Linked DNA regions of Homo sapiens: region 2 is linked to region 1. A link is a loop called in an ENCODE intact Hi-C map of the cell type or tissue named here. Cell type or tissue: IMR-90. All regions are shown on one strand. Region 1 overlaps INF2 (inverted formin 2). Region 2 has its middle 15 kb from the start of LINC02280.

Evidence for each region. A loop is a pair of places that touch in the nucleus more often than their neighbours do. Peaks named below come from ENCODE experiments on the same cell type or tissue, not always from the same donor. Only the 100,000 strongest peaks of a DNase experiment are listed, where the experiment ranks them.
Region 2: a loop joins it to region 1, with 21 times the contacts of the local background. A loop is called at or near these places in 109 of 110 quality-filtered maps.

The regions. Positions count from the first base shown.
Region 1 is chr14:104,706,005-104,711,004 of GRCh38, reverse strand. INF2 (inverted formin 2) reads right to left here. Exons shown (of 23, transcript NM_022489.4): 6 at 4,829-4,970; 7 at 3,954-4,095; 8 at 3,003-3,752; 9 at 2,418-2,569; 10 at 2,273-2,334; 11 at 1,622-1,724; 12 at 1,300-1,385; 13 at 817-917; 14 at 1-68. Among named protein-coding and RNA genes, the nearest start is that of ADSS1, 16 kb to the left of the region's middle. RefSeq lists a silencer at 2,128-2,277 and an enhancer at 3,963-4,553. In IMR-90, a CTCF peak has its summit at 2,187 (motif pointing right); no DNase peak of the experiment used is centred here.
Region 2 is chr14:104,648,239-104,653,238 of GRCh38, reverse strand. No RefSeq gene overlaps it. Among named protein-coding and RNA genes, the nearest start is that of LINC02280, 15 kb to the left of the region's middle. RefSeq lists an enhancer at 1-313 and silencers at 2,595-2,674, 2,755-2,834, 2,845-2,994. In IMR-90, a CTCF peak has its summit at 2,731 (motif pointing left); no DNase peak of the experiment used is centred here; H3K4me3 peaks cover 572 bases; H3K27ac peaks cover 290 bases; H3K27me3 peaks cover 594 bases.

The sequences.
Region 1 (5,000 bases):
GTTGAGGAAGTTCCCAATTCTCAGGATCAGCTGGCAGAAGATGGGCAGCTGGCGGCTGGTGAGCAGGCCTGCAGGGGCAGCCAGGGCTGGAGAGGGGCTCTTGGTTCGGAGCCCCCAGATGCCCTGGCGGTGGGGTGTGGTCCTGCTTGCCAGTGCCCCTGCACTCCCTGGCTCCTCCCCAGGCTCAGCCCAGCACCGGAAGGATCACAGGACAGGGCCTGGGGGCTGCAAACCCTCCACCGACGGGAGTGGACACCTACAGTGTGCCTGACAGACGTGAGCTGTGCCTCACTGGTCCGTACCTGTCCCTCTCCCTGCCCAGTGGCTGTGGCAGGTCCCCATGGATTCCCCTTTCAGAGATGGTGCCCGTGTGTGTGCACTTATGTCTGTACATGTATGTGAGGGTGTGTGTGTTGGGGGGGTGTGTACGTGTGTCTGTGTGTCCTGTGTGCATGTGTGTGACTGTGCTTGTGGGCTTGTGTGTGTGCACGTGCCCGAGTGGCGGTGTGCATGCGTGTGTGCACGTGCCTGAGTGGCGGTGTGCTTGTGTGTGCGCGTGCCGGAGAGTGGCAGTGTGCTTGTGTGTGTGCACGTGCCCGAGTGGCGGTGGGCATGCGTGTGTCTGTGCGTCCAGTAGGTGTGTGCACCGAGGTGGTGGCAGCAGGGTGGTTTCCGGAGTGGTGGTGAAGGCTGGCACCCTTAGGTGCTCTTAGCAGCCATTATGATACTGGCAGTAGCAGGGGCCCCGAGCAGCCCTCCCGCCCCGGTTCGGAGGCCTGTCCCTCCTGCACACGTGCCCCGCTTGGCCCCACTCACTTTCGCAGGCAGCCAGCACCAGCTGGGCCTTGGGCCGCACCATGTCCAGCACGGCGGCCGCGCCCTCACACAGCAGCATGCACTCGATTCGCAGCTGGTAGCTGGGGATGGCACAGACAGGGATCAGTGGCCTGCACCCCCCACCTGTCCCTGCCAGAGGGGCACTCAGCACAGGGCTCTGGCTTGGGTGGTGGGCAAAGGGAGGGGGTTTCCACCGCCTGCCCCATCCAACAGGCACCCTCCCGGGCCTGCGCAGAGCAGGATCCAATTCCTCCAGAGGCCTCCAGCCCCACACTTTGAGGGGAAGGACTGGGGGTGGGGCTCGAGTGATGTTTAGAAGCCCAACCGCTGCAATGCTGCTCCTGGAGCCCGGGGCAGCCATTGGCACAGCCTCTTCTCCTCCCTGGCTGGGCCCTGCTCCCTATTCCTGCTCTCCTCCCACCTGGGGCCCAGGCCCTGGGGTCTGAGGGCGGCCATGCTCACCAGGGAATGGCCAGCAGGAGGAGGTAGAAGTGGTCGGCGCTGGCCAGCTTGGCTCGCTCCTCTGTGAATGCCCGCAGGTTTTCAATCTGCCAGGAGGAGAACGGCATGTGGGATCCCCCCATGCCAGCTTCCCGCCCTCCCGGACTGCCCGCCGGGCTCAGCCCCTCCAGTGCCCATCATGGCTCCCTGTGGCTCACGGTTCAGGGCAGAGGTAGGGCTGGGATGCCTCCCTTCTCTGTCTCCCTGCTGGGAGCCCCCGGGACAGCCTCTCCCTTGGTTGGTGGCACTAACTGGGGGTGGGGTGTGGGGGTGGTCCTCTTACCTCGTGCTTCTCGGGAAGGAGCTTAAGGAGTTGTTTGAGAACCTCCACATCAAACTTGGTGGTATCTCCAGCCCGGATCATAGCAGCGACCTCCTCGTTGGAGCTGGAGCAGGGAGAGGACCGGGCAGGGGTGAGTGAATCATGAGTCACCCCCACCCAGCCTCTTTGGGACCCCACCTGGCAGGGTTTCCCCACGTAGTCATGGGGTGGCCAGGGCAGGGGGGACACAGAACAGTCGAGTTGTTGCCCACGGTCACGCGGTGAAGGGGACCCAGGCTGACTCCCACCCTCGCTACCCTCCATGGGCCCTGCTCAGGAGATGCAGGATGGGTCGGGTCCAGCCAGCTCCCTCGGGCCAGTGCTGGACACCCGCAGCAGGAAAGGACTCGGGGGCTGAGAGTCAGGGCCCACTGGTTTAGCCACTACTTGTCTGTGGCCTTGTGGGGGGAGGTCCCAGCGCTCTGTCCCTGGGAGCCTGGACAGCCCCTAGCTGGGGCAGCATGGGGCTATTACCCGCCTACAATCCTGCCTAGGGGATGCAGTGTGCACTTCCCATGGCGGCCTGCAGAGGGCACTGCTGGGCCCAAGTCAGAAGGCTCAGGTGGAGGCGAGGCTCCGTGGCCTGGGATGGGGGCTACCTCCCTCACTCACCACTTAAATTGCTTCAGGAAGATGTTGAGGTTCAGGCTCTTCTTGGCATCGAGGAAAGTGATCTAGAAAACCCCCCACCCAACAGGCTGGTACCGGAGGGTGGCCAGGCAGGCGGCCCCGGTCTGAGTCCCCTCCCCGTCCCCACCTCCTTGGGCTCCTTCCTGGCCCGGGGGGCCACCATGGTGGGCTCCTTGGGCTTGGCTGCAGGGAAGGAGAATAGTCGCTCGATGCTGGAGAAGTCGGGCTCCACAGCCTCGGCGTCGGGGCTGCTCAGGGACGCCCACATAGAGTTGTGCTCTGTCGGGTGGGGACACGGCCAGTGAGGCTCTCGCAGCCCCGGGGCCTGGCGATCCAGCAGGCAGGGGCTGGAGCCTCCCAGAGGGTCTAAAGGATGTCCTGCCTGGGGCCCAGTAGGTCCAGGTCCAGCGTACAGCAGGCACCCTACCTCCCTACCTGAGCACCTGTAGCAGGGCCCCAGGGCACCATGGCACCCCAGATGCACTGGCTCACGGGAGCATGTGGAGGGGGGTCCTCAGAGGTAGCCCCTGCCCTGCTCCTCCCCCGTCCCCACCTCAACCACAGGCGCCGAGCCCAGAGCAAGGGCCAGGCTGCCCTGGCCACGCACGGGCAGGACGCGCACACAAGTTCCATGTGCCACCTGCCCCTCTCCCCAGCAGAGACCAGCCCCCGTCCTAGGGGAAGCTTCCCTTGGGGGTCTGGGGACCCTCACCACGTGCCACGTTGGATGGCAGCTTCTGCCAGTTCAGCTTCTTCATGCGCAGTGTGGGTGGGTTCACCCGCCGATGGCTGGGGACCCATGCTGAGCCCAAGCCATGGTCCACCTGGGCCACGATGACCTCCTCCATGCCTCCCGCCACGGGGGGGCTGCAGGTGCAGGGCAGTAGTGGAGGTGGGGGTGGAGGAGGGCCCCAGCCCATACCAGGCAGCAGGGGTGGGGGTGGGGGCGGGCATCCCAAGCCCGGGAGTGGTGGAGGTGGTGGGGGCAGGAACTCACAGGAGCCTGGCAGGGGTGGTGGTAGAGGAGGTGCTGGGGGGGCCATGGCCCCCAGGCCTGGCAGGGGTGGGGGCGGGGGTGCTGTTGGGAGGGCCTTAGCCCCCACACTGGGCAGGGGGGGTGGTGGGGGAGGGGGAGGGGGCTCGGCACTGGAACCAGGGAGCAGGGGTGGGGGTGGGGGTGGGGGTGGGGTGGACGCCTGCTGCTCCAGGGCTCTGGGCTGCGAAACTTTCAGGATGCTCTCACTCTGGGCGTGGTCCACGGGCTCGCAGGCAGCAGCTGCTGCTGGCTGCTGGCCCTCCACGCTGGGCTTGGGGGTTGTAGTGTTTTGCGGGGAGCTGCCCCTCTGGCTCTGGTCTAGGTTGGCCTGGACGCTTTTATGGGCCTTGACCAGGGGGCTCGGTCTGGGTCGCCCCTTGACAGACAGGAGCCGCTCAACCACTTCCTCCAGGGTGCATTCCTGGGCTGCAGTAGGGGATGTCCAGGGTCAAGGGAGAAGGGAGCCGGAGAGGGAGGGATGGGGGCTTGAGGAAGAGGCAGGAAAAAGCGGCCACCTCCCCTGGGCAGAGGATGGGTTGGGGCCAAGGGCAGGCTCCCCCCCCCATGGTCTAAGACCTCAGTGTCTGCCCACCAGGCTGTGCCTACGCCCCTGCCCCGCCCCCTCACCATCGCTGGCCAGGAGCACGGCCCGGTTCACGAGGCTCTCCAGGGCCTCCCAGAGCAGCTGGCTGGAGCGGAGGGTGGGCTCCAGGTGCAGGAGGCCCTGCAGCACCGACAGGAGCTGGGCAGACACCGGGGAGCAGCTCACCTGGACGGGCGAGTGTGGGGTGCAGGTCAGCAGCCGGCCCCTCCCTGGTGGACTAAGGACTGTGGCCTGTCTGCCAGGGTGTCCAGCCCCATCACCCCCTCTATTCCCACGGATCCCTAGAGATGAGAGTTTCAGCGACTGTGGTACTGGTGACATGTGGGACTGTCCTGTGCATTATGGGATGTTAAACAGAACCACTGGTCTCTACCTACTCAATGCCAACAGCACCCCCTGCCCAGCCGTGGCAGCCAAAAATGTCTTCAGATGTTGCCAGATGCCACCTGGGGACACAACTGCCCCCAGATGAGAGCTGCAAGGTTCAGGGAATGAGGGGAAGGCCTGAGCTTGACGAGAATTCAGCCTCTTAGCCCCTCACCAAGCCCTGAGGCCTCTGAAGCCCACCTGATGGGGACTGGGCAGCTGGGGCCCAGGACAGTAAGGCCGGCTGTGGGCCGCACTGGTCTTTGGAGCCCCGTCCTTCTGGGTCCTGTGGCCCTGGCTTTGCCCCCAGGGCCCAGCCCGGCCCCCAGGCTGCCCGCTCTAGGCGCCACCTCCCTTTCCAACCCCTGGGTCCTTGCTGCTCCCTGGAGTCTCACCCCAAAGCTGGCACCATGGCCCAGGTCACAGCAGGGTCTGACCAGGGCAGGGAGGACCGTTCCAGGCCCAGCCTCTGGACCTCAGGGCCACAGCCTGCCCTGGAGGGCTGCCCTCCGCCCTGCAGCCCCCAGCCCACCTTGTGGAACAGGGAGGCAAAGACCTCCTGGTGGCTGCTCATGTCGACCCCGCCAGAGACTCGCAGCAGCTCCTCCTCGTCCTCGGCCTTAGCCTCCTCGAAAGCCTCCAGCTGGATCAGCAGGTCGGCATCCTCCAGGTCTCTGTGCAGGAGGGGCCAGGTGGGCTAAGCC
Region 2 (5,000 bases), 58 kb after region 1:
TGCTTCTACCTTCGTGTGTTGGTGAATGATGCTGCTGTGGACACGGGTGTGCAGATATCTGTTCAAGTCCTTGCACTCAGTTCTTGGGCGAATACCCAGAAGTGAAATGTCCGGATGATGTGGCAATTCTAATATAAGTTTTTGAAATACTGTTTGAAATATCGCCATTCTGGTCTCCACAGTGGCTGCACCGGTTTGCCCTCTCTACCGTAAACACCCTCCATGCTCTGCGATTCATCCCTTCCCCCCCGCTAACCCTGGCAACTACGGGTCCTTTTACTGTCTCCGTAATTTCCCCTTCTCTGGGATGTCCTAGAGTTGGAATCATATAGTATGTGGCCTCTTCAGACTGGCTTCTTTCACTCAGTAATATGCATTTAGGGTTCTTCCATGGATTTTCATGGCTTCACAGCTGTCTTTTAAGTTTATCAACTTCATATAAACACACTGCCCTGCTTTGTCCTCAGGTTCTGTGAGTTTCGAAGAGGTAGTTTAAGGAGTCAACTGGGTTGGACTACAAGTTTTTGTTCTTTTTCTGTTTGGAAAAGCAACAGTGCATATCACCAGTTCGGGATTCCTGGCTCAATACCACCAGCTCGGGATTCCTGGCCCACAGGCCTTGAGCATGAGACGACTGTGGTTCTGAGGCTAGATATCGTAACCTCTCCATATGGAGAAGGATGCGGGAGAAGTGATCACGGGCTTGGCTCTCCCCAACCCCCCTGTAAAACATGAGCCACCGAGATTGCACAACCGGAGACACAGAGGACACTGTCCACAGTAAAGCCTGGTGGCAGCATGTTCCCCTGGAACACAAAATAAGAGTGGGCAGGAAGAGACCACCAACCTGGTGGCTGGCGAGCACGAGGAAGCTGAAAGCAGTGGTGGGCATTGGTGGGCTTGGGACGCCATGGACCTCCTCAGGGGCTCCCTGAGCCAACGTGGGGAGCAGCCATGGTGGGAGGGGTGGACACACACTTGGTGGGGAGCCAGGACAGCCCGGTCGGAAACGTTCACAACCGCCAGCCCAAGCCTCCTAAGGGGAGAGTGCTGGGACACAGCGACCAGGAGAAAGGTGCCCAGGCTGAGCCGGGAGAGAGGCGGGTGGGAGCACCTAGAGCCGCACACGAGGGCGCTGTAGAGTCACCGCTGTGCCACGTGGCGCCGGGTCTCCAGGCCCAGCTAGAGGATGCACCTGCTGGGAACAAGCCCTGCAGGAGGGGAGCAGGGGGGCAGCCCTCGACAGCAGGAGCCACTGGGAGATGAACCTGTGCGCGCCAGCAGCTTGGTCCCTTTGCTGCATGGCCAGCGGCTCCGATGCGTAAACAGTGGACAATTATTTCATGGTTTCTGGAGTTGGCATTTAGGAGGGGCTCATTTGGGAAGCTCAGGTGCGGGGTCTTGCACGTGGTCAGATGCTTGCGGGGATGGCTGTCATCTGAAGGCCTGGCTGTGCTCAAGTATCTGTCCAGGTGCCCCATGTCAGAGGGAACCCAGGCCCGGTTGTGCCCAGGGTGTCTGGTGCCTGTGGGCCGGGCCGTGGGTCTGCTCCTGTACCTGGTGCTGGTCACTGGGCCCCTCCTGCGGCCACTTCTCACTGACAAAACGCTGCCCCGCTTTGTCCCCAGGTTCTGTGAGTTTCAAAGAGGGGTTTCAGAACATCCCCTCCACCATGTGGTGGGATGCTGACTCCGGAGCATGGACTGTGTGCTGGCAGCACGTGGACTCCGCAAAGACAGACTGGCTTAGCCTTCCAAGCGAAAGCCGTCAACACCTCTGCTCTACGGAGGGGGAAACAGAGGCCCAGGGAGGTGAGGTGGCTCCAGGAGGAGCTAGGCTGTGATGGGCAGGGGCCAGGGAGGTGAGGGCTGTGGGGACTCAGCTCTGTACCCCAGCCTCGCGGCACCTCATGGAGGCCAGCCTGAGGGCCCTCCAGACCTGGGAGTCCTGCCCTGCGGCCCACAGGCCCGATGGCTTCACAGGTGGTAGAGGCCTCCAGTGCAGATCCCCGTCCACGCCCTCCTTCTGGACTTCCTGGCTGAGGCCTTATATGTCAAGAGTGGGTAGGGGTGGGGAGGTTAGGTGTGCCCCCACTGTGCCCGGCAGATGCTGGGGATGGGGAGGTGCTGGCAGGTGGGCTGGGGCTGCCCTTGGCCCCACCTTTCCAGTGTGAAGTTTGTGCAGCTTCTGCCTGGCCCAGTCGGGGTGTGACTGGCCTCAGGTGTGGGCCGTGAAACCCCAGGCCCACCCTCCCACTCCCAGCCATTCCTTGAAGGGGCCCAGGCCACCTGCACTGGAGTGGGACGCAGGTGTCTGCAGCGTTCAGGAAAGATGGCAGGTGTCCACGACACCCCAGCCACGCCCAGGACCTTCTGGACAGGCTCCTGTAGGGGTGGGGGTGGAGTCCTAATTATAGGGAGCCTGAAGACCAGGCCAGGACTTCGAGGCATCTTGATGCTACCCATCCCCAGACCCAGCGGCTCTGCCCCAGGGTGGGCCCCAGCCAGCCAGAGGAGCCCCGAGGCTGGGAGATGGGGAGACTGAGGCAGGGTGGGCAAGCGCTGGGTGGTGCGGGGGCAACCAAACCAGGACCCAGGCAGGAGGCTGGAAGCCCCCTGGGCCCCCTCTGTCCCTGCACCTCCTCTCCCCCTCCGCCCCCTCTTCCCCTGCGCCCCGCTCGGCCAGGGGGCGCCCGCTTCAGTGTCCGTTTGGGGGGCGCGGCGCGCCCTCTGGCGGTAAGCGGTGGCATCGCCCTCCTTTGTCAAGGCTGACGACGGGGGAGGAGGAGGGGCAGGGAGAGGGAAGCGGGGATGGAAGGAGAGAGTGGGGAGTGGAGGGTCCGCAGTCAGGCGGGGGCTGCAAAGGCGAGAACGCCTGGGAGGACGTTCCAGGGCGGGGCGGGCTCACGCGGCTCCGGGGCAGCGAATGTCCAGACCCTCGACTTCCTCGGCCCCTCGGCCTCCCCACCCGGAGCATGGACTTGCCCGGACGCCCAGAAAGCCGCTCTCCACCCTGGGGCTGGTGGCGTCGCAGCCCCCGACCGCAGCAGCGATTCCCGGTGGCCCGTCTCAGGTTTGCGGAAGTGCTGCCCCAATCCTCCTTTGTCCCGTAGACTTGTTCGTGTGAACAAAGACGCTCAGTGCTAGCCCCTAAAACCCAAAAAGCAGGAGGACATTCCACGCGGGATAGTGAGTCTTTTCAACAAGTCGTCGTCACCCATGGAAACAGGGGCTACACGGAAAAAAGCCCGTCCCCTTCATCGGGAGATGCATCCCCAATGAAAACTTCCTTTTTCTGTGTAACAATTTTTAATCAAAATGTATAATATAGATTATTTATATCCCAATCAGTGGTTTTGAGGAACTGTGGGCTAATAATTGAAAAATAATGAATCCAGTAGAAACATTTAAAGATAAGAGACTTATGAAGTAAAGAATGAAAAGTGGCATTTCAATTTATACACATATTTCCATTACGGAAAAGCACAGTGAGGCCAGCGGAGGACTTGGAGCAGAAGATATGTCATGTTGGCATAAAATTCTGTGGGCAAAGTGGAGGGAAAATACAAGGCAAAGGAGAAAACATTTAAGTCTGTTAAAAAATTGTCTCTTAAAAATTGATGATTAAATCACCATGATATTTAGATTTCGTTGGATTCATTTAAAAGACTGGCCAACATGGTGAAAACCTGTCTCTACTAAAAATACCAAAATTAGCCGGGCGTGGTGGTGGGCACCTGTAATCCCAGCTGCTCGGGAGGCCGAGGCAGAATTGCTTGAACCTGGGAAGCGGAGGTTGCAGTGAGCCGAGATCACACCATTGCACTCCAGCCTGGGCCACAGAGCGAGACTCCATCTCAAGAAAGAAAGAAAGAGAGAGGGAGACAGAGAGAGAGAGAGAGAGAGAGATGGCGGGAGGGAGGGTGGGAGGACTGGTCCAACCGTTATCTAATGAATATCAATATGAACCAGCGATCCGTGCAGCAATATGGATGACTTTATAAACATGATGCTGAGCAAAAGAGACCTTCCACAGAACAGGACCTGCTGTGATTCCTTTTATGTGGTGTTCTAGAACAGGCAAGAAATCGTACCAGGGGATGTCTTTTGGGGTAGGGTGGGGGTGGGGCTTTGCCAGGAGAGGGCATGAGGGAACATTCTGGATTGGTGGTGGTGTTCTCCCTCTTCGTAGGTGTATGCGTTTGTTAGAAGTCATCTAGGCAACCACTAATCTATTATTATTATTTTTTTTGATATGGAGTCTTGCTCTGTCACCCAGGCTGGAGTGCAGTGGTCACTGCACCCTCCACCTCCCAGGTTCAAGCAATTCTCCTGCCTCAGCAGCCGAGTAGCTGAGATTACAGGCGTGCACCCCCACACCTAACTAATTTTTGTATTTTTAGTAGAGATGGGGTTTCACTATGTTGGCCAGGATGGTCTTGAACTCCTCACCTCAGGGCTTCCACCGCCTTGGCCTCCCAAAGTGCTGGGATTACAGGCGTGAGCCACCGTGCCCAGCCTTTACTTTCTGTCTCTATGGATTTCTCTCTTCTGGACTTTCATGTGGATGGAGTTGTGTAGTGGGTGGCCCTTTATGTCTACCTCTTTTCCCTTAGCTTACTGTTTTCAAAGTTCATCCACATTGTAGCATGTATCAGTAATTCATTCCCTTTATGGCCAAATACTATTTACTACATGTAAATTTTACTTTAAAGAAAAAAAGGAGGCCAGGCCCAGTGGCTCACACCTGTAATCCCAGCACTTTGGGAGGCCAAGGTGGGCAGATCACTTGAGGTCAGGAGTTCAGGACTAGCCTGGCCAATACAGCAAAACCCCATCTCTCCTAAAAAATAAAATGAAATAAAAAACTTAGCCGGCTGTGGTCGTGGGCGCCTGTAGTCCCAGCTACACAGGAGGCTGAGGCAGGAGAATTGCTTGAACCCAGTAGGCGGAGGTTGCAGTGAGCTGAGATTGCGCCATTGCACTCCAGCCTGGGCGACA